2 separate regions of the Homo sapiens genome follow, and region 1 is linked to region 2. Evidence: chromatin loops called from intact Hi-C (ENCODE). Cell type or tissue: A673. All regions are shown on one strand. Each heading gives the region's core, and the rest is flanking DNA. Links, peaks and the distances in the headings are about the cores only.

What was found. Hi-C counts contacts between places; a loop is a spot of excess contacts. Peaks named below come from ENCODE experiments on the same cell type or tissue, not always from the same donor. Only the 100,000 strongest peaks of a DNase experiment are listed, where the experiment ranks them.
Region 1: a loop joins it to region 2, with 9 times the contacts of the local background. A loop is called at or near these places in 3 of 110 quality-filtered maps.

Annotation. Positions count from the first base shown.
Region 1 is chr6:129,784,142-129,792,141 of GRCh38, forward strand. No RefSeq gene overlaps it. Among named protein-coding and RNA genes, the nearest start is that of TMEM244, 73 kb to the right of the region's middle. In A673, for the core only: no CTCF peak of the experiment used is centred there; DNase peaks (open chromatin) are centred at 4,390, 4,780 and 5,140; H3K4me3 peaks cover 446 bases; H3K27ac peaks cover 1,530 bases.
Region 2 is chr6:129,880,308-129,891,262 of GRCh38, forward strand. LOC105377999 (a long non-coding RNA gene) reads left to right here. Exons shown (of 8, transcript XR_942986.3): 4 at 7,712-7,766. Among named protein-coding and RNA genes, the nearest start is that of TMEM244, 24 kb to the left of the region's middle. RefSeq lists enhancers at 2,191-2,420, 2,471-2,520. In A673, for the core only: no CTCF peak of the experiment used is centred there; DNase peaks (open chromatin) are centred at 6,264, 6,674, 7,094, 9,454 and 1 weaker place; H3K27ac peaks cover 5,799 bases.

The DNA.
Region 1 (8,000 bases), core at 1-8,000, 99 kb before region 2:
TCCTCACAGCACAATCAGGAAAACACCCTTTTTAGGTGGGCACAAAGACCCAACCTAAGCTAATGAATCTCTTTGTGCTGGGTGTTTGAATCTGCTGTGGAGATACAATAGGTAGGAAAGGAAGTAGAGTGACTCATTTCAGATATAGGTGTGCATGAGTTTCCACTAAAATGTACTACTGGTACCTGTTCCCAGGAGTATGTAGGCTCTCTTCATTGGGTACTTTGCAGGTATGTTCTTCTTGTAGTCTAAAAACATGCCAATTTCCAAAAAAAAAAAAAAAAAAAAAAAAAAAAGTGAGAATGGGGTAGCCTCTTAACTAAAAATAAGATAATACTATTTGTTAAAAATCTAAGATGTAAAACAGGCCATATACACAATCTGTAATTATAACATCTCTACAAAGTTTATATTATGATATTCCTTATGGCAGAATGCAAATACTTAATCCCTTTTGCACCAAGAGTCTTATGATTCTCTCTCCCTCTCTCCCTATCTGACTTGCTGTTCATTCTATGATTTTGTCCCTGTGTCTCTCAGTTTCATGTCTCCTGACTCAGAAGTATGGCACATCTTTGTATTTTGTCTTGTATTTTGTCTTTAGTATTTTGTCTTGACTTATTCATAGATACTCCTTAATATTGCCCCTCCCAGGTCAGACTAGCCCTTTGCTATATTTTTTTCTGACTGCAAGAGGCATTTGTTCATTCAATAAACATCCATTAAGCCCCCACAGAATTCTAACTCAGCAGTGAGAAAAGTAGATCTATGGACAGTACAGTGCTTATAACATTTCAGAACGAGTGCTTCTCCTCTGGCCAAAGCCAAAGTCTATTAGTGAGCTTGATTAACTCCTTCACCTTAAGTCAGCAAGAAAAGATGTAGCAGAATAGCATAAGTGAGGCAGATGACTTCAGTGACAGCTGATCTGAGCACATGCTTTGGTTAAATTCTAACTTTATAAATATTTATTGAGCATCTAGGCAGAAGCCGGGAATGGGAGTATGGTGGTGAATAAGGTAGACAAGATCTAGACCTTACTGGAACATACACTTCAGTAAGGCACATGGACATTGAATTAGTGGGTGATGAAAATCTTGTAAGTTGAAATGAAGGGCACTTAGCCTAGTGAAGAGTGAGGGAAGATGATTCCAGGCAGAGGAAATAAAACTCACGATGACTCAGAATTAAGAAAGAGTTTGGAATACTGGGTGAACTGAGGGTGGATGGAGGTGGTGGTCTGGAACAGGGATAATGGGTTGGCGGGGGGGTGGTAAACAGGTGGAAAGGTAAGCTTGATACTGAACTGGGAGCCTCTGGGGTCTTGTTAAGAATTTAATTTATCTTGAAAAACAAGGGAATCTTTAAAGAATTTAAAGAATTTTAAGCAGGTGAGTAACATGATTAGATTTACATTCCTAACCTAACACAGTGGATAAAATAAGCAGAATAGGACACTTTTGTTCAAATATGGCAGATGGAACGTGTACACCTCTAACTGCTCCCCCAGTCCTTTCTAAAATAGCAGTAAAGGTATTTTTTAAGAAAGCAGAAATCCTAAATGACAAGGAGAAGAGGAAAAGTGATCCCATCAATAAGATTTTGGAAGCTGGAGAGCAGATGGCCAAGTGGTAAAGGATTTAACAGGCCCAAGAAAACCAAACCAACAGTGGAAAAGCAGAGAACCAACCTGATTTATACATTAGAATCCCCCAAAGCTCAGCAGCTGCTGCCACCAGCTGCTTCTAAATGTAGACATGACAGGGTCCAAGGAAAGCAACAGAGTCAGGAGCATTGGTCTAATGTCTGTTTAAGAAGCAGTCAGTCTCTGTTCCATGTAGCTGGGCCACTGTGTTTCACTCATCCTGGGGAAAGGCTGAAGGCTTATTCTCTGGAAAGGAGGTTTCTGGACTAGAGGACACCCAAGCATGGCCAAGAAGAAGGAGTAAGATAGATGTTGTCAACAGACCGGTACTGAGACCTGGCAACTTAATTCTCCACTCCTGGACAGCTAAAAGCCAAGCTTTTGTTCATAAGGCAAGAATGTGGAATGATCTCCTTTAAAGAACCTTTTCAGCTCAGAAGAAATGTCCTAAAAATACTAACATCAGAGGCTCCACAGCTGCTGTTATGGCAAATGATTTTATTGTTATGAAAGTATTTAGTGAGATTTTATTTTCCCCCAAATAGGTTCCTTTAAATAATGTTATATTAAAATTTATATTAATAATTATAATTTAGTTTGCCTTTTAACATTTATATGTCATTTTGAATATTTTAGAATATAACTTTTTTGAAAATATATAAACAAAATTTTAATTTACATATTTCATGAAAATACAGTCATTTCATATTCAATGAAGTTAAGCTCACTTTAAATATAATTGCATTTTATTTCTTAATCCTTTAGTAAGAATGAGTTTAAATTGAGAAATAGAAAATATAAAAGTAGAGCTCAGGGGAAAACTAAAAAGCATAAGGAAATAAATGTTCAATGGGGCAGTCTGCTTAAGTTATTAAAAACTGGAAACAACAAAAATAAGATTTATACTGAGCATGACCCATATAAAAATTGCAAACCGGCCTGGGCATGGTGAGTCACACTTTTGTAAACAGGGCCTGAGCGTGGTGAGTTACACTTGTAATCCCAGCACTTTGGGAGGCTGAGGCAGGAGGATCTCTTGAGCCCAGGAGTTCCAGACCAGCCTGGGCAACAAAGTGAGACCTTGCCTCTAGAAAAAAATTTTTAAAAATTAGCTGGGCATGACGATGCAAGCCTGTGGTCCTAGCTACTTGGGAGGCTGAGACGGGAGGATCGCTTGGGCTCAGGAGGTCAAGGCTGCAGTGATTATGCCACTGCACTCCCGCCTGGATGACAGAGTTAGACCCTGTCTCAAAAAAACCCCACAAAATTGTAAACAAGATATTACATATTCTTTATTGTAATACATAAAGATTTAATTACTGACCAAAATAATGAAAATGAAAAAAATTATTTTTATCAAGTCCACAACTTAAGTCAAATGAAATCCCTGCAATTTTATATAAATAAAGATTTAATGAAGATATTACTGTAAGAGATGGCCAAAATCGCAACATAAGTGACAGACATATGCTGAAAATAAAATAAAAAATACGTTATAACTATGTTTAAACTTTGTACAATTATTGTTTCACTCCCAAATATACTTACAGTGGCTTTTTCTTTTTTTTTTTTGAGACAGGGTCTCACTCTGCCCATGCTGGATTGCAGTGGCACGATCACAGCTCACTGCAGCCTCAACCCCCCAAGGCTCAAGTGATCCTCCCACCTCAGCCTACCGACTAGCCGGGACTACAGGCACATGCCACTATGCCCAGCTAATTTCGTTTATTTTTTGTAGCGACAGGTCTTACTATATTGCCCAAGGTGATCTTGAACTCCTGGACTCAGGCAATCCTCCAGCCTCACCCTCCCAAAGTGCTGGGATTACAGGCATGAGCCACTGCACCTGGCCATATATTGTGACTTTTATTAACAATTTCATTTACTATTCCTCAGCTAAGCGGCTTCACCAAATGTAAATTAATTAAAAAGTCTAAGAACTACACTGACCTAATTTGACATTAATGTTAATAGAATACAAATCGTGAGAAAATCCTAATTTTAACATAAGTAGTATTTTTTAATTTTTAAGTGTTTAGTTATTAGATGGCATTTTGGCCTCTGTTTATACTCTCTCACAGACCATCTAGTAGTTAGCAATGGACTTGAGACTGGTCAACAGTTGCTAAATCAGAACCCATTAACTTAACCAGGTGTGGACTCATTAACTTAACCGGAGGATACTGTAGACCTGATAACCACCCTTAATACTTCACTGGGATCATTTGGCAAGCAATAATGCAAGCAAATTAACCTGAAGTGATTCAGCTAGGGTGAAAGAAATCAGAGAGAAAGGATGCATGAAAGGAAGATGGTTTCTAAATCACTGGTTCACATCAGAATCACCTTCACGAAACATTGAATAGAGTAGACAGGGCTAATAAAATTTTTCACCCAGAAAAGGTTTGGCCAAATAGTTTCCAGACTATTTGCAAAACTGGAGTGGTAATGAGTTGCTGGTTTACTTTTGTTATTATTTTTTTCTTAAAAAATAGTGATTCTAATGTGTGGAAGCAATTGCAATAAAATACTCTAGATATGACTTAGTGGCATCATCTTCTCATTGAAAAAATACCCCAACCTCATCTTATCTGCAATGGAAATAGAGTATTTCTTTAGTGCATATAATGAAAAAAATTACAACTGTCAGAAATGATAGCCTAGACTACTTGAAGAAAGCTTCCCTTAAAGCTGTAAATCACCAGTGTTAGCACAATTGAGTAAATTTCCTTTTCCTTCCTTTTTTATTCTTCTCCCTGTCTATATTTCCCCTCCTCTTTATTTCTTTAATTGTCCGCCTTATAAGTGTTTCCCCACGTTGACATTTTGAGTAATGCTTCTCATTAAAAATTTAAAAATATTTTCACATTTTTGAACATATGAAGCATCAAAAATATGTGGCCTTTGTGATATAATTCTTTAGATTTGTGACAGATTTGGGAAGAAGATATTTTTAGTTTTGACATTTGAGAAAGTTTTTACCTGTATTAAAACATATGTTATAGTCTTCATTAGGATTCCTATTTGAGCACAAAAAAATATCTGCAAGAAAACGCAAATAGCAGCAACAGTGAAGAGCACTGGCTTAGGTCAAACAGACTTCAATTTAATCTGAGCTCCCCCTTTGCCAGCTGTGGGACATAAAACAACTGGCTTAACCTTCACTCGTCTAAATGTCGTCATCTGCCAAATGGGTGTAATAGTAGCTCCTATCTCCTAGAGATGTGAGAATAAATTAATCTGTGTGAAATCCTTGGAATTGTGTGAGGCACACAGACAAGCTTGTGGATGTTATTATTGATCCCACTGTTATTATTATTATTCATTATTTTTAACTGACTCTGATTTACTTTTATAAAATAAAATAATACATGCCTGATATGGTTTGGCTGTGTGCCCACCCAAATATCATCTTGAATTATAGCTCCCATAAATCCCATGTGTTGTGGGAGGGACCCGCTTGGAGATAATTGAATCATGAGGGCAGTTTCCCCCATACTCTTTGTGGTAGTGAGTAAGTCTCACGAGATCTGCTGATTTTATAAGGGTTTTCCCCTTTTGCTTGGCTCTCATTCTCTCTTGACTGCCATCATGTAAGATGTGCCTTTGTTCTTCCCTCAACTTCCGTCATGATTGTGAGACCTCCCCAGCCATGTGGAACTGTGAGTCCATTAAACTTCTATTTCTTTATAAATTACCCAGTCTTGGATATGTCTTTATCAGCAGTGTGAAAACAGACTAATACAATGCTCACAATAGAAAAATGTAGATTGTAAAGAAGCACAAAATAGAGTCTTCTTCTGACTGCTACCACCCACCTCTCTGTTAATGGCTCTTATGTATCGTCTCTCAAATTATTTTAGGAACCAGCTTATATATGATCCTTTCTGAAGCTTCATGCAGAGCAATCAGACCTTGCCCTCTGTTTGCACTTTTGTCACTTAACATTTATCTTGAATGGCTTTCTCTATCCACACATCTACATCACTCTCATTCTTTATAATAACTGTATCATATTCCATTGTATACATGTACTACAATTTATATAAACATCCTTTTGCAGTTTTTTTTTTTTTGCAATTATGTCTGTTAGGAAATGTCCTAATGTAGTATAATTTCTGGATTAAACTATGTGTATTTTCTACTTTGGTATATTTTGCTGAATTACCCTCCCAAAAAGTTTGCATTAATTTACTACAGTGGTATTTAATGCATTTGGGTATGGCTCTGAAAACATGTATGTAAATGATCTGTTTGAAATAGATTTTTAAATTAAATTCACTAGGGATATGATTTGCTTTAGCAGGGTTCATGACCCTTTGTGATAAGTTTTGAAAGATGTAGATTCTCATTTTTCTGATGATGTGCATTCAAGAAAGTGCTGAGGTGTACACATTTTTAGAGGAAGCATGTCTTTGGGAGACTGAACAATGGCCAGCCAATAATGTTCACAACCCAATCCTTTGATTTCAGCCCAGTGAAACTCACACCAGACTTCTGACCTCCAGAGCTAAGATTATAAATGTGTGTTGTTTTAAGTCACTAAGTTTATGGTAATTTGCTACAGCAGCAGTAGGAGACAAACCATTCATGTATCCCAGATGAAGATTCAGCTATGTGGGCACATGCCCTCTGTAAGAATGTATGAGAGCACAGCTTTAGAAAACCAAAAGCTGGCCAGGTGCAGTGGCTCATGCCTGTAATCCCGGTACTTTGGGAAGCTGAGGCAGGAGGATCACTTAAGGCCAGGAGTTCGACACCAGCCAGGCCAATATGGTGAAAGCCCATCTCTACCAAAAATACAAAAATTAGCTGGGCATGGAGGTGCATGCCTGTAATCCCAGCTACTCAGGCAGCTGTGGCAGGAGAATCACTTGAACCTAGGAGGTGCAGTAAGCCAAATTGGTGCCACTGCACTCCAGCCTGGGTGACCGAGCTAGACTCCATCTCAAAAAACAAACAACAACCACAAAACCCAGAAAACCAAAAACCTTTAGTACACAAAGTAGAAAAACATTGAACCGGTCACATTTGGAGCAATACAACAGACCTGGAGGTCAGGATACTAAGCAAAATAAGCCAGACATGGAAAGACAAATACTGTATGATTTCACTTCTATGCAGAATCTAAAATAGTCAAACTCATAGAAGCAGAGACTGGGTGGTTCCCAGAGGCTGAAGGCAAGAAGGGGTAAATGGGGAAGTGTTGGTCAAAGTGTACAAAGTTTCAGCTATGCAAGATAGATAAGTTCTGGAGCTCTTCTGTACAAGATAGGGTCTATAATTGACAATATTACATAGTATACTTAAAAATGTTCTAGAAGGATATATCTCACATTAAATTCTCTTACCACAAAAGGAACAACAAACTAACAAAAAGTAAAATGAACAGGAGGAAATTTTGTAGGCAGTAAATAAGTTTGTTGCATTGCTTATTGGTAATGGTTTCAGGGGTATATCCTTATCTCCAAACACATCAAGTTATATACATTAAAAATCTACAACTTTTTGCCTGTAGTCCCAGTTACTGAGGAAGCTGAGGCAGAAGGATCACTTGAGCCCAAGAGTTCAAGGCTGCAGTAAGCTATGATAGCGCCACTGCACTCCAGCCTGGGCAACAAAGCAAGACTGTTTCCAAAAGAAAAAAGAAAAAAATTTACAACTTTTTGTTATGTCAATCATATATCAATAAAGTGGTTTAGAAAGTGTTGAGCAGGCCACTCCAGCTCCCCATCCTCCACTGCCCTAGACTCCAAGTGTCTCCATGGAGCACCCAGTGTTCCAAGAAGCAGATTGAAAACTATTCCTTCAGTAAATGAAACAAGCTTTCCTTTAAAATTTGAGCATGTATTAGTAAATCTGATCTTAAAAACAAACATTTATTTTCACTTGGTAAATTTGTTTTTGTTTTTGTCTTTGAGACAGTCTCGTTCTGTCACCAAGGCTGGAGTGCAGCAGCAAAATCGTAACTCACTGCAGCCTGGATCTCCTAGGCTCAGGTGACCCTCCCACCTTAGCCTCCTGAGTAGCTGCAACTGTGGGTGCATGCCACCACACTCGTCTAATTTTTTATATATGTATATTTTTTAGTAGAGATGAGGTCTTGCTATGTTGTCCAGGCTGGTTTCAAGCTCCCAGGCTCAAGCAATTCTCTTGCCTCAGCCTCCCAAAATACTGGGATTACAGGCATGAGCCACCATGCCCAGCTTTGGTAAGTATTTTTTTTTTTTTAACTTGGTAAGTACTATTTTTTTTTTCTATTTTCAGGGACGCTATACTGTGCTAGGCTCTGCAACACAGCAGTATACAAGACACACTTACTCTCCCTCCCCCAACCCCACACCTCCCCACCCCC
Region 2 (10,955 bases), core at 2,760-10,759:
TTTATTTGTGTAGAGGTGTTTATAGTATTCTCTGGTGGTATTTTGTATTTCTACGGGGTCAGCGATGATATTCCCTTTATCATTTTTTATTGTGTCTATTTGATTCTTCTCTCTTTTCTTCTTAATTAGTGTAGCTAGCAGTCTATCTATTTTGTTAATTTTTTTTGAAAAACCAGCTCCTGGATTCATTTATTTTTTTGAAGGGTTTTTCGTATCTCTATCTCCTTCAAGTCTGCTCTCATCTTAATCATTTCTTTTCTTCTGCTAGCCTCTGGATTAGTTTGCTTTTGCTTCTATAGCTCTTTTAATTGTGATGTTAGGTTGTCGATTTTAGATCTTTCCTACTTTCTGATGTGGGCATTTCATGCTATAAACTTCCCTCTTAACACTGCTTTAGCTGTGTCCCACAGATTCTGGTACATTGTCTCTTTGTTCTCATTGGATTCAAAGAATTTCCTGGTTTCTGCCTTAATTTCATTATTTACCCAGGAGTCATTCAGGAGCAGGTTGTTCAATTTCCATGTAATTGTGTGGTTTTGAGTGAGTTTCTTAATCCTGAGTTCTGATTTGATTGCAGTGTAGTCTGAGAGACTGTTTGTTATGATTTCAGTTCTTTTGCATTTGCTGAGGAGTGGTTTACTTCCAAATATGTGATTGTTTTTAGAATAAGTGCCACGTGGCACTGAGAAGAATGTATATTCTGTTGATTTGGGGTGAAGAGTTCTGTAGATGTCTATTAGGTCCACTTGATCCAGAGCTGAGTTCAAGTCCTGAATATCCTTGTTAATTTACTGTCTTGTTGATCTGTCTGATATTGACAGTGGGGTGTTAAAGTCTACCACTGTTATTGTGTGGGAGTCTAAGTCTCTTTGTAGGTCTCTAAGAGCTTGTTTTATGAATCAGGGTGCTCCTGTATCAGGTGCATATATATTTAGGATAGTTAGCTCTTCTAGTTGAATTGATCCTTTCACCATTATGTAATGCCCTTTTTTGTCTTTTTTGATCTTTGTTGGTTTAAAGTCTGTTTTGTCAGAAAGTAGGATTGCAACCCCTGCTTTTTTTTTTTTTTTTTTTTTTTTTTTTTTGCTTTCCATTTGCTTGGTAAGTTTTCCTCCATGCCTTTATTTTGAGCCTATGTGTGTCTTTCTACATGAAATGGGTCTCCTGAATACAGCCCACTGATGGGTCTTGACTCTTTATCCAGCTTGCTTGTCATCATGATGCTATCTGGTTATTTTGCACATTAGTTGATGCAGTTTCTTTATGGTGTCATTGGACTTTATATTTTGGGTTGTTTTGCAGTGACAGGTACCAGTTTTTCCTTTCCAGTTTGCTCTTGCAAGGCAGGCCTGACGGTGAGAAAATCCCTCAGCATTTGCTTTCCTGGAAAGGATTTTATTTCTCCTTCACTTATGAAGCTTAGTTTTGACTGGATATGGAATTCTGGGTTGAAAATTCTTTTCTTTAAGAATGTTGAATATTGGCCCTCAATCTCTTCTGGTTTGTAGAGTTTCTGCTGCAAAGTCCGCTGTTAGTCTGATGGGCTTCCCTTTGTAGGTGACCTGGCCTTTCTCTCTGGCAGCCTTTAACATTTTTTCCCTTCATTTTGACCTTGGAGAATCTGATGATTATGTGTCTTGTGGTTAATCTTCTCTGGGAGTATCTTAGAGGTGTTCTCTGTATTTCCTGAATTTGCACATTGGCCTGTTTGCTAGGTTGGGGAATTTCTCCTGGATAATGTCCTGAAGTGTGTTTTCCAGCCTTTTTCCATTCTCCCAGTGTCCTTCAGGTACTCCAGTCAATTGTAGGTTCAGTCTTTTTACATAGTCCCATATTTCTCGGAGGCTTTGTTCATTCCTTTTCATTATTTTTTCTCTAATCTTGTCTGCATGCCTTATTTCAGCAAGATGGTCTTCAAACTTTGATATCTTTTCTTCCACTTGGTCGATTTGGCTATTGATACTTGTGTATGCTTCATGAAGTTCTCATGCTGTGTTTTTCAGCTCCATCAGGTCATTCATATTCCTCTCTAAACTGGTTATTCTAGTTAGCAGCTACTCTAATGTTTTATCAAGGTTCTTAACTTCTTTGCATTGGGTTAGAATATGCTCCTTTTGCTCAGTGGAGTTTTTTATTACCCATCTTCTGAAGTCTACTTCTGTCAATTCGTCCATCTCATCCTCTGGCCAGTTCTGCACCGTTGCTGGAGAGTCATCGTGATCATTTGTAGGAGAAGAGGCACTCTGACCTTTTGGGTTTTCAGTGTTTTTTTGTTGATTCTTTCTAATCTTCTTGATTTTGTCTAGTTTCAATCTTTGAAGCTGCTGATCTTTGGATGGGGTTTTTGTGGGGACTTTTTGTTGTTGATGTTGCCGTTGTTGTTGCTTTCTGTTTGTTTTTCCTTCAACGTTCAGTTCCTCTTCTGTAGGGCTGCTGCGGTTTGCTGGGGGTTCACTTCAGGCCCTATTCATCTGGTTCACTCTGGTGCCTGGATATGTCACTCAAGGAGGCTGGAGAGCGGCAAAGATGGGTGCCTGCTTTTTCTTCTGGGATCTCTGACCTCGAGGGGCACCAACAGCCTCCCTTGGCTGGGGTGTGGGGGCTCCCCTGCCCCACTGTGGCTCTCAGGCGGGCCACCTAACCACACTACTCTTCCTTCCCCTCCGTGGATCACTGGAGAGATTTATTGACTTTCTGAAGGTTATATAAGCAACTCAAGGCATGACCTAAGAATAAAATGCAAGCTAATAATTACCAAACCAATTTTTCATCCTCAAAAAGTAATTCAGTTTAATTTCTAGGTTAATTTAAAATTAATAAAAGATGTCAGATGAATAGCTCAGAAAGCTCCTACCTTCTTAATCTACAATCCAAACAATAACATGCTTTAAATAACATCATTTACAAATGAGCTAAAACTGTGTCATCTTCATGGCCATAACTCAGGACACTGGCTGAATTATATATGTCTAAGAAATTCAGTCAGATCAATTTATTGAGGCTTCTTAAAATGCCATGATGAATAGAAAACTTTGAGTGGGAGTTGGGAGGGGGCACCTAGACAGGCTATGTAAATCGAAATGATTAAATCGCTTTGGTCATGTTTCATTATTCTGTGGTCATTTTGCCACAGACTCTATTTCTAAATTTGCTTTCTGGTTTTCTTAACATATTATATAACTGGGAGGCAGCAGTTTGGAGGGGCACATTGGACAGGGAAACCAGGATTCATTCTTGGCTTTCCTACTAACTGAATGACTTGGGATCATTTCTTTAAACTTTCTGATCTGCAGTTACTTCATTTGTCATATAATGACTTATCTTGATGATAAGCAAATCCTACTATTAAAATATAGATATGACCCAGTTGAGTTGATGTGGTGGTTAAGATATTTGACTCTGGAGCCTGATTATAGATTCAAATCCCAGCTACTTACCACTTAATAATCACATAACTTTGGGAGATTTGCTTAACTTATCTGTATGTATCAGTCCCTTCATCTTCAAAACATGAATAATTATAGCAACTACCTCTGAGAGTTCATATGAGAACTCAGTAATACAGTTTTTGCCTGACATATGGTAGGTACCCACTAAATCTTAGCTGCCAATAGTATAACACTCCTTATAAGTGCAATAGAAATGTATTACATGAGATCCTTCAATTCATCTAATCTAGGAAACCTTGGGATTAATGTTTTTATTGAATCTATTTGAGCACTATTTAGCTCAGTATCTTCACTGGCAGCAATGACTTATTCTCATGATGAAATTTGCTTCATTTTCTAAATAAGTTTTTTATACTTAGAAAGGCCTTCATTTTATCTTTATCTTCCTGTTTCAAACCTGCTTTCAGAAAAACACTGAAAGAGTTGCTAATATTGTTATGATTATATTCGATTGGCTTTCAACATATGCTTCAAGTTTTATGAGATCCTAAAATTTGTACATTAGCTTTTTAAAAAATTATTTTGAATCACATCAGTCATTCTGTTAAATAAAAATTTTGACTATACGACCAAAGACAGTGTTGAAATTTGGCATTGTGTGGCTCTCTCTTGGTCTGCCAAGGGAGGTTAATTATCAGAAAAGCAGAAAATCCTCAGTGCAACATGATTCACCCTAAGGAGGTCCTTCAGCTGTTTCCAGAGGGCAACTGGAATACTAAGCAAGCCTTTAGTATAAAAAGAATTTTTATTAATGTAAAAAAATTTTTTTATTAGTATCCAAAATTTAATATCACATCTTAAATTACTTCAGTTCCCATATGACAAAGGTAAAATTAAATAAGATTTCAACATAAATGCAGATATGGCACCGCACAGGTTATAATAATTTGACAATGAAATAGTCTTTCATGTCAAGAGGAAATATGTTAAAACAATACAAGGCATAAAAAGATTTCTTTATTCGAGTTAATGAAAGAGTGGCAAGTACCGATGCAAAAGAGATCTATATAATTATACCAGAGATAAAAAGATAAACCTGTCAATGTCGCAAATTTGTGATACTTTAGGAAGTTGTAGTCTTTCCTGAATTTAAATAAACAAGATAAAAAAAAACCTGACAACTCTTGGAAAAATCGATCCTTCCAGACCACACTTTGTTAGGGAAGAATAGATTTTTTAAAAATATTGAAATGCTAATTTTTGAGACGGGTTACTGAAGTAGTTGAAGTTTATGATTATTATCTTATGTAGCCCTAATATAAAAGGGGAATGATTTTGTGTATCTTTAATTACCTTTTCATCATACCTAAGTAAGCTTAGGGTTTATTTTAAGTTTCTGATTTAAAACACACATTGCAGGGAAATCAGAGCAATAACTGGATTTTAACATCAAACATTCTGATGAAGAAAGCACCTCATCAATTTGAAGTGTTTTCCAAATATGCAAAGTGATTGGAAGATGTAAGTTAAAGGAGCATTTCAACCCCAATTTTTGACATAAAGCATTTCTGAATTCCATGCAATAAAAGGATCTTAGCTTTAATGTTTTCTCATAAAGCCTTATATAATTTGAAGTATCTAACTAATTTTGTCCAAACTAAATATAAAAATAAATTACATATGAAATTCATGTATTGACAGCTAAAGATGAAAAGGAATATGTTTGTGGCATTGGATCAAACCAGTTAGTGCAATTTAAATTTCCAAATGTATCACATGTGTGTATAGAAAAGAAATTAGAAAATATGATCTGTGTTCTCAAGATAATCCAACCATACGTGAAATGTATGGTTTAAGCCAATATCTCAATAAGAGTAGAAAGATGCAAGTATTACTGTGGGCCTGTCATCGGGTGGGGGGCTGGGGGAGGGTTAGCATTAGGAGAAATACCTAATGTAAACGACGAGTTAATGGGTGCAGCAAACCTACATGCCACATGTATACCTATGTAACAAAACTGCACGTTGTGCACATGTACCCTAGAACTTAAAGTATAATAAAAAAAATATGCAACGCACCTAGCTCAGTATGTGGCATGTACTGAGTGCTAATAAATGTTGGCTGATATTAGCCATGTTATTTCTTTAGAGGGTGCATGTTATTGAGTAACAGGAATGCACCATGAATTGTTTAGTAATTCACCTACATGTGTGTATTGAGATTGTTTCCTCTATGGGTTGCTTTGTTTAGTTGATTGGTTTACTTGGTAATACAAGCAACACATATTGTGTACTACACAAATATGACTACTTCTAAAGGATAGAGTGCTATAAGTAGAACCATTGGAGAAAGAGATTCAGATTTTCAGCTCTGATAGAGACTACCAAAAGGCCTACACTGATTTACACTTTCAGTATATGTGAAGGTCTATTTTCCTTTGGATATGATCCCAAAAAATGTAGTGCCAATCTGATAACTTATTTTTATTTGTTGGTTACAAAGAAGTTTAGGCTTTTTTTTCCCCAAATGTTCTAATTGTCAGAAATAGCATGTATTTTATAGTCCATTCTTTTTCCATTGCTATGAAATAAATCTTTATTATATGTTAGGTTTAATGTAGATAATGATCTAAATATCGGCATATAGATAGACAAAAAAAGTGTGTTTCTTTGAAGGAAAACAATGTCTCCATTTCAGTATTCTAATTCTAATCATGTGTGATCATCCAAAGCTATGTACTGGGGCCATGTTGTTTTATTGCCCCATGAAATTGTCTTAACTGGGCTTTATTATTACCTTGCTTTTCACTGAGAGAACTTTCAAGAAATGCCCACGTGGGCATGGTGGCATGCACGCGTAATCCCAGCTACTCAGGAGGCTGAGATAGGAGGATTGGTTGAGCTCAGGAGTTCAGGGTTGTAGTGACCTATGATTGCACCAGCCTGGGTGACAGAGACTTCATCACAAGAAAGAAAGAAAAGAAAAAAAAAGAAGGAAGAAGGAAGGAAGGAAGGAAGGAAGGAAGAAGGAAGGAAAGATGGAAGGAAGGAAGGAAGGAAGGAAGGAAGGAAGGAAGGAAAGGAAGGAAGGAAATGCTTACATGAACTGCCATATCTGAAAATCCTACCTCACAATGTTCACTTGGCTGATACAGACTTCCTCTAACCTGGGAAAATAGATATGCACAACATATGACAGACAAAAGCTAACATCCCTAAAAAATGAAAAGCACTTGGTAATCAATTTTTTTAACTTACCAGACAAAGTGGCAAAGGATAAAAAGCATGAAAGGCAGCTCTTAGAAGACAAAATAGAATGTCCAATAAACACATAAATGTATGCCCAATCTTACTCTTAATTTTAAAAATGCAAATAGAAATAATGAGAGACGAATCTCAGATTCCTCCCTCCCCTGTTGATAAGTTGGCAAGCAAAAAGCTTCTGGGTGTGAAAGAAATAAGCACTCTTATAGGAAAAATTGGTGAAAACTTTTGTGAAATAATTTGGCATTACTTATCAAATGTTTAAGTGATTTTTATTTTGCAATTCCACTACTGAGCATTTATCCTGAGTCTATCTTGCACATTTACACAGAGACAGATAAGTGCAATAACATCTATAGTAATAATTATTGTAATTATAAAAAAATTGAAAGCAATCTGTTTTATAAATAGGAGATTAGATTGATAGATTGTGGCCGTTCATGCAAGGGAATATCACTCAGCTGTTAAGAAAGGTGACATCTATTTATCCACCAAGATTTATATATACTATGTATGCAAACCAGCAGCTCAGCTTAGTGAGCAGATTCTGAAGGCTCAGTGCAGACTCTGGAATCATACCCGGGTTTGAAACTTGGCACCACCATTTATAGCTGGGGTTATCTATAGCAAGCATCATAATATCCATATGTCTCACTTTGCTTGTCTATGAAATGGACACAAGAATAGGACATCTTGCTATGAAGTTGCTATGAAGATAAAATGATACAATATTTGCAAGGCACTTAGACAAGGGTCTGGCACATAGAAAGCACTATATAAGTTTTTGTGAAATATAATAAATACTCACATGGAAAGTCGTTTAGAAGTAGACTTCTAAAGTAGAAAGTAAACTGGTGCAGAAGAGTATATCCATATATGGAAACGAAATGATAGAGGTGAGATACATACTTCCATATGAATAAAATATTTCTGGAAGCCACAATAAGAAATGAAGAGTTTACCTCCAGGATATGGTAAGGAGTTACATGATCTTAAGGCCCTTTTATTTTCACCCTTCAGTATTGTTTGAAGTTCTTTTAATTTTATTTCATGGGGAAGAGGAAGGAGACACAGCAGCAGCGGCAGCAACAGCTCCTGGAAGATTTCACGGCAGGTGAGAGGCTGTTTCACCCTGAGCTCACAGGTAACCTCTGCAGCATGGTAGGTTTTATGCTGCAAGCAGCTGGGCTCACATCATCTTGTCTCTGACTTGACCAAAATACTGTCTCCTATCTCTTTGTGTGTGTGTGTGTGTGTGTGTGTGTGTGTGTCACACACACATACCCATGTTAAAAAGTTAGGATCATGTGGTAAGTACAACTTTTATTTCTATTATTAGTAGTAGTAGTATTTGAGATGGGGTCTCATTATATCACCCAGGCTGGTCTTGAACTCATGGAATCAAGTGATCTCCTGCCTCACCCTCTCAAGTAGCTGGGATTACAGGTGTGTGCCACTATGCCCAGCCCTATTATTTTTAGTTAATGATTCACTAGGGAAGTTTTCCCATTTTCTTCAAAAATATGATTTTAATAACTGCATGATGTTCTATTATGTACATACACTACAGCCTTTTCTGAACAGAACTAAATGGGCCAAGTGGAGCAGAGAATCAAGTTCATGTTCCTGTGAGGTCAGCCTACACAATGTATTCACAGTCTTCATTTTTTACTGCTGTATGGCATTCCTCCTCATTGTTATAAAACGTGGGAGGCAAGGATCTGGCAAGCTAATTCACTTTAAGATACAAATTACTGATATGGGGAAGATTGATACTGATACTGATATGGGGAAAAAACACTCTGCATTTTAACAAGAAGCAGACCATTAATCCAAAGGTTTAATTTTTAATGGTAGGTTTTCACTTATTAGCAAGACGAGTAAGGGAAACGTTGCGGATGGAAGAAACATTTAAATGTAGCATTTGCAGATGAGACTGGGTAGATGTTGGCTGAATTGAAATATTTGGAAGCTGGCACAAATAGGCCTTCAATATGTCATCTTTTTTATTGTTGCAAATTGCTACAGCATAGAAACCATAGCCACTCAAACAAGTCACAATAATAACAAGAGACCACAGAGACCCCTGGAATATAAAATACTAATTTTCCAATTTTGCCCACTCATGGTTTCTGGCTTTGCTATTACCTTGGTTAAGTTTACTCGACTTTTCTGTGTCTCACTTTTATCAACTACACAATATGGTCTACCCTAGAAAGATTGTGAGAAGTGAATGCTCAAAATATTCAATTCCATGATTCTTACTTTCATCCTTCCCTTTCCTCTCTTCCCAGAGAGAATGTTACAGTAGGTGGAATACAACACCTTTGACAAAAAACATGATTGCAAGTCTTGCCTCAAACACTTACCATCTAGGCAGGCAACTAATCTTAGCTCACTTTGCTAATCGATAAAAATAGGCTAAAATATATAAATATATGCTTTAACTTAAATGAATGTTAATGTCTGTTGGGCCTATTACCTGACATTTTTATTGCCATTAGGAGAAGCAGCAGGAGGATAAAAATACATTTAACATTTTTGAGAACATAATATGAGTTAGCTTTTTCTGTTGCTTACCTTCTTTACTCCTCAAAGTAGCTGTCTAAGGTAGATACTTTACACAGAGAGAGATGAAAGCTTAGAGTTTACCCCAACGCACACACTTCAGAAGCAGTGGAGCTAGAATTAAAATTCTAAGGCCTCTATCTGCTGCTTCACACTGCCTATGTGATCTTTAGAGGTCTGTAGAGGCACATGGAATTCAAGAATTACTATTATCATATTACTAAATGGTTATAAAACCAAAATGGCATGAGTCACCAAAGTGGGAGTGACTCACCAACATCTCTATTGTGAGAACTTTTTGTTCTGCAAATCTTTCCTCAATATGGAAGGAACTAATTTATGATGAAGTGTTTCATAAAATAAAAGCATGATATGTCAATGCCTATAAGTGTATATCCCAATGATAGCTGGATTTTTAGGTACAGATGACTAAGCTTTTTACATGTGTATAAAGTTTATAGATATTTATATAGATATCACATATATAAGAAAAAATTATGTGTGTGTGTATATACATATATGATGGATATATATGTGTGTATATGTATATGTAAAGAATATATGGTTGGACTCTTACTTTATACCTGAATGATAGACAGGGAAAATTGAGTAAAACATTTGAAAAAAATTTACATTCAATTCCTTTTCTTTCCCTTTGTAAAGTAAGCCACACACTTTCTAGCTACTTTCCTGGTGAATCATCTTAACATCATGTCCACTCACATTATTTTGTCTTTCTCATTCATGTCATTCCCACGGAAACCAAGAAAGTGAATCTTACACACCTGTCTTCTCTTCTTCCTCAATTGTGGCCAAATGTCTCACCCTCCATGCAATAAACATGTCTGAGCTCCTGTTCTCATGCCAGTGTCTGTTCCAGGCAGAGCAACACGAGGCACTGCATGTGCAAAGACAGGAAGTCACTATTTCTGCTCTCCAGGAGCTCACAATTGAATGAGAAGAAGCTCAGTTTGGGTGGTGGAGCCAGTGAGGCTGACTTGGACATGGAGGAGGCTGGAGAAGGGAAAGTCCTCCTCCAAATGCAGAGTGAGCAGGGAGAGCCAGGGATGATTTTTTTGACAAAGTGTGAGAAAGCTGGTCAGAAAATGTAGTGAAGGCACCAGGACAATGTAAGTTTAAAAGATGTCAAGCCACATGGTTTTGGGACATTCTTCAGGTGGCTTTAGAAGGAAAGAGATGAGAAAACATCTACATTCAGGAAAAGAACAGAGCATTGCAGCATTTTCCTCACCTTGTCATTGACACCTTCCCTACCTCCTATGCTACTAAAAATATTGGTAATCTTGGGTAAACGGCTTGTCCTGAGTCATGTGGTCACACCAGGCCCCTACATACGAGTCATCACAGCCTCTCTCACCTAGTGTGTACCCTGGACCGTGAGCTGTAGTGATAAGTGAGGCTCGACTGTTCAAGTCAGACACATGGCCCTGAGGTTTGCTAGCCTTCTCATCTCTGCTAGTGTGCTTGAATTTCCTAATCCTTGATTTCCTCATAGGTATAATGGAGATAATAATATCTCTCTCAAAAGATTTTGTTTTAGTGACAATTTAAAAAAATAGTAAAGTACTTATTCTAGTGCCTGGTATATGGTAAATGTTCAAAAATCGTACTGAATATTGTTTTGCCTTAGACACATGTCATTTTCCTGCCTGGTGTATTTTTTTTTTTTTCTTTTGTGACAGAGTTTCGCTCTGTTGCCCAGGCTGGAGTGCAA